Linked DNA regions of Homo sapiens: region 2 is linked to region 1. Evidence: chromatin loops called from intact Hi-C (ENCODE). Cell type or tissue: IMR-90. All regions are shown on one strand.

What was found. A loop is a pair of places that touch in the nucleus more often than their neighbours do. Peaks named below come from ENCODE experiments on the same cell type or tissue, not always from the same donor. Only the 100,000 strongest peaks of a DNase experiment are listed, where the experiment ranks them.
Region 2: it touches region 1 in a loop (5-fold over the local background); 5 of 110 quality-filtered maps call a loop at or near these places.

Annotation. Positions count from the first base shown.
Region 1 is chr19:39,539,032-39,541,531 of GRCh38, forward strand. EID2 (EP300 interacting inhibitor of differentiation 2) reads right to left here and starts at 1,130. Exons shown (of 1, transcript NM_153232.4): 1 at 1-1,130. The coding sequence starts at 1,048. The coding sequence ends at 338. RefSeq lists a silencer at 835-914 and an enhancer at 886-1,385. In IMR-90, a CTCF peak has its summit at 1,263 (motif pointing left); a DNase peak (open chromatin) is centred at 1,180; H3K4me3 peaks cover 1,194 bases; H3K27ac peaks cover 789 bases.
Region 2 is chr19:39,823,578-39,826,077 of GRCh38, forward strand. DYRK1B (dual specificity tyrosine phosphorylation regulated kinase 1B) reads right to left here. Exons shown (of 11, transcript NM_004714.3): 11 at 1,773-2,500. The coding sequence ends at 2,138. Among named protein-coding and RNA genes, the nearest start is that of MIR6719, 5.0 kb to the right of the region's middle. RefSeq lists enhancers at 251-1,237, 706-1,095, 1,238-2,222. In IMR-90, no CTCF peak of the experiment used is centred here; a DNase peak (open chromatin) is centred at 1,104; H3K4me3 peaks cover 1,028 bases; H3K27ac peaks cover 384 bases.

The DNA.
Region 1 (2,500 bases):
TTCATCCTCATGGGCTCTAGTATTGATGTTTCATCAGTCTCAATTTTATAAAACCATCCTTTACTTTGTAATAAAGCAATGCTGAGAGACATTTTCCATAATGCAGGGGGAAAAATGTGGATCAATCACAAACTCAAAGAACGTTACAGTTATAATGCTTTCGACATTTTTTTCTACTTCTGTGATGCTTTTTCAAGATAAGCTTCCCCCTCCCCCTTTTTTTCCCCTCCACCTGTGCACTGTCTTATCGCGATATACTCTTGACTTCTGAAAATCAAGTTGCAGGATTGGTATGACTGGAATGCAGAGGTTCTCTTGAAGTAGTGTCACCACATAACTATTCTCTATTGATAAACTTATCGCAACCAAGTTCTTCTATCAGAGGGTTGATAACTTCAGAGGCAGTCAGAGCTATCGTAAAGGTTAAAATATCGAGGTCCACCCTGTGAGGATTTCGCTGATATTCGGCATCAAACGCTGCTTCCCTTGCTCTGCAGGCTTCCACGAATCGCCTGCGGCGTTCTTCAAGCTCTTGTATTCTGCCGGGAGCAATCGGGTAATTTTCCAGATAGTGGCGGAGAAACTGCTGGTAATTGATGCCTAAAACGCTAAGTGGGTGGCGGAGACGGAGATAGGGCAACGCAGCCAGGCCTCCGTTCCCGTGTCTGGACCTGGGCCTGCCCTCGGGACCCTCTTCGTCCACTGGCTCCCCCAGCAAGCGGGCGACCTCCGCCATCCGGGCTTCCCTGGCCGCCGCCGCCGCCGGGCTTTCCCTGCCCGCCGCGGCTGCCCTGGCCAACGCCGCCGCTGCCACCGGGGCTCCCCTGGCTGCCGCCGCCGGGGCTGCCCTGGCCGCCGCCATCCGACCTTCCCTGGCCGCCGGCACCGGGCCTCCCCTGGCCGCCGCCATCGCGCCTTCCCCGGCCTCCTCAGGCTGTGCCGGGGCCGGCTCCCGCCTCCCGCGGCCTACCTCCGCCTGCGGGACGTCTCTGTCACCATTCGCCGCGCCTGTCTGCGGGACACTGCTGTCTGCGGGCAGCTTGGACATCTCAGACCGTGGGGTCAACTCGGCTGCTCCCAGAGAAACTGGAATAACTGGACAGAGCGATGCCCGGCGGACACCCCAGTGCGCGTGCGTGGGCGCTATGCGCGCTGTAAATGCAGTGTGCGTAACCGGGCGCGAGAGCATAGATTCTTACCGCAAACCCTGGGAGCAGTGCGCATGCGTACTTTCCCGGCGCCCGCCGTTCTCCAGATGCCCCCTCGAGGCCGGGAAGCGCCAACGCATCTGAAACATCCCAACGACGAAGGGCGGGGGACATTTCAACCAGTTTGATGTTTATGAGGAACGCTTACAAGATCGCTTCTTGTAGGCGTTCTCAAGGTTCTGTCCTAGGGTGTTTCTCTTTGTTCTCCAGTGATTATGTGCCACCTCTATTATATATCAAGATATTTTAGATTCATGGTCTTTTCTGGATTTTTAAATTGTTTTTCATTCATTCCTTTGCCTGTCTTCATCCATACGGATCGTCCTAGCTACCAAAGCTTTGTAATTACAGTCTTTTCGTGTTATCTTTAACATTGCATTGACTACCTTGGACATTTGTTTTTCGAATCTTATTTGTGCAATATAACATGCAGAAAAGTAAACAAAACATAAATATACAGCTGAATGATTTATCACAAAGTGAACATCCGTTTAACTACCACACAGTCCAAGAAGTGGAATATTTCCAGCATCCCAGAACCCTTCCTCTTCTTCTTATCACTATCCTTTCCTTTCTACGCAGAAGTAACAACTATGCTGATACTTATGGTAATCACTTTCTTGTTTTTCTTTTCATTTTACCACCTAAGGGTGCATTCCTAATGCTGTAGTTTAGTTTGGTTTGTATTCTGAACTTTATCTATGTGAGAAACACACTCACCTGCGTAATTTTTGTATTTTTAGTAGAGACGAGGTTTCACCATGTTGGCCAGGATGGTCTCGATCTCTTGACCTCGTGATCCGCCTGCCTCGGCCTCCCAAAGTGCTGGGATTACAGGCGTGAGCCACTGCGCCGGCCACTTTCTTCCCTTTTATGGGCTGACCCCGCCTCTACATTCTGTTCCCTTATTGTGACCTTCTAGGTGGATGAGCCCTGCAGTTTGTTATATTTGCAGGCTGGCTGCCAGTACTTAGATTTATCATGCCTCAGAAATGGACCATTTAAAATGTTTTCTCACATACACACTTGTATCTGTTTTTTTGTGCATTATTTTTATGAGATTCATCCATTCACATTTTCTCTTCCTCCCTCCCTCCCTCACTCCCTTCCTTCCTTCCTTCCTTCATTCCTTCTTTCTTTCATCTCATTCTGTTACCCAGACTGGAGTGCAGTGGCACAATCACAGCTCAACGTGGCCTCAACCTTCCGAGCTCAAATAATCCTCCCACTTCAGTCTCCTGAGTACCTGGGACTACAGGTGTACACCACCACACCCAGTTAATTTTTAATTT
Region 2 (2,500 bases), 280 kb after region 1:
CGCACACACACACACACACACACACACACACACACACACACATCCTGGGCCCTCCCCTTCCTAGGTATTGATAATGGTCAAGTTACCTAAACTTTTCTGTCCTAGGTATCATTTACAAATGGGAGATCACATCAGCACCTGCCTCCTAGGATTGTTCATTCAAGACATTAGCCACTGAGCATCTGCTCTACGCGCTGGAGATATCCCTTCTCCACTCCTCTCCGCCTCCCCCTCCCACACAGCCTGTCAACCTTCTGGACGTCTCTCCCATCCCCTCTTGCCCTCCCTACGGTGGCCCCTGCCCTGATCCATTCCCAACACCTCTTGCCTAGGAATCTGTCACATCTGCCACCCTGGGTTTCCTGACCCCAGTCACTTTCCCGTTAATCTATTCTCATGTCACAGCAAACTGGGCCGTACCCCTTCCCTACTAAAAATCCTCCCATGGCTCTTCATTGCTCTCAGGACAAAATCCAAGGTCCCTAAATGATCAAGAAAATCTTCCACATCTCATTCATACAGAATTTTCAGTATGATCACCAACACCAGATCGCCTGCAGTCCATGTTCACACAACAGGCTGTTTCTCTCTGCCTTTGCGCAAACCATTCCACCACACCGCCCCCGACCCCCAAAACATCCTTCCGTCTTCAGGTCTCAGCTCAGACAGCTCCTAGTCTTCCGGGATGATCTTCCTACCAAGGTCTCCTCGGGTTCCCACCGCGTTCCATGCCGCCTCCATTAGTGAACATACATAGGTCCGCAACGGGGTCTTGCCTGTCTCTCCCACTGAGCGGGGCTTCCCGCAAGCCGGGCCAGGCACAGCGGCCAGTGATGTCCGCGTGCTGGGGCCTCTTCAGGCCTCGGCGTCTACTGCCCGCTCTGGAACTGTGAGCGACAACCGGCACTCTCTCCCGGGACGGCGCCGCACCCACCTTCTGCACACCTCGGAGACCTCAACACCTGCGCCAAAGCCACCCAGTCACAGCCTTCTCTCCCTCTCCTAAACACCATGAACATCCAGGCCCCGGGACCTCAGACTGCTCATTGGCTGCCTGAAAACCCGCCCCCAAGCCTGAGAGAAAAGAACTCTGGTTGCTGTAGTTCCCCAACGAACACCGCAGAAAGCGATTGCTAAGTAGAACTTCATTTCCCACAAAGCGCCGAGCCCCAGTGGTGGCAGACGGTACCCTTTGAACTGGGCTCTTGATTGGCCGGTTGGGAGACGTACATTTCCAAATTACCGTGGAAACAGGACCACTTACCTGGAACCCCGGGAAAATCTTTTTGTCTCAGAATCTCAAAACTCTTTGTTTCGCGATGATTCCAAAGAGCTGGACAGTACACGTGGGGACAGAGTCTGTACCTATTGTCTGCCTGTTCCCCAGATGGCACCAACAAAGCCTCCTAAGTGTACTCAGCTGCTACTGGACGCCTGCTTGGCATGAGGAGCCACTCTTGTGCTAAGTCTGCGGACGCCCCGGCTTATTAGGGCACCTGTTTCCCAGAGACAGGCCAGAGCTGAACCTTTACCCTTTCAGGGTCTATTTACCCAGGAAAAGGCAAATGTAGGCCAGGATCCTGTCCACGATCTATCTAGAATGCTGATGCCCCAGACCTGCAGACTCATGCCTGCAACACGCGCCACAGCTTCCCCACGAGACGTCTCCACACCAGAGCTCCTCCAGCACCCCCTCCGCAAACCCCCTTCCCCACCATGCCTCTGAGGGTCGGGTGAGGGGAGCCGAGGCCCTGCAAACGCTCAGGCAGGCATGTGAGAAAGCTCTTTACTGGGGGTACAGCGAGGAGGAGCAAGGCCATCTCCCCCTACCTGCCCCCACCCCCTCCTAGGGTCCTGGGGTGAGGGGGGGTCTTCCCTCCACCGGACCACCACTGTCTTTGGTACAATAAATAGAAAAAAAGGGGGAGAGGGGCCCAAGGGTCCAGTCCTTAGTGGGGAGGGAGCGGCCAAAACCCTCTCCTTGACCCCCCTGCCCCAGGCCCCAATCAGTGCAGGCCTCACCCACCCCAGCTGGGTAGCAGCAATTCCAGTCAAGGAGAGAGATGAGGATGGGAGCCCAGGGCCCCCAGATGGGGGAGGGTATGGCTTCAGGAGGGGCCCCAGGGAGGGGGCAGGGTCACGAGCTGGCTGCTGTGCTCTGGGGTACACCACGGAGGCCCAGGTGAGGCCCCAGAGTGGCAGGGTCATCAGGAGGCGGGAGGGGTGGACGACCTCCAGTCATCCGAGTCCGGAGGGCTGAGGCAGCCGGGTGCTGGGGGGCAGGCGCTGGGTGAGGTGGGGAGCAGTCAGCAGGGCCGCCCACCAGGCTCACATCCATCAGCTCCGGGGGTGGTGGTGAGGTTGGTGATGGGGGACGACCAAGGTATCGGGGCTGGGGGGGTAACTGGGCCCCGGTCCCAGGCAGTGACGAGGCAGAGGCAGGGGCTTGATGTGTCTTGTGGGGCACATCACCCCCTGCCCAGGGCCGCAGCGGCTGGGA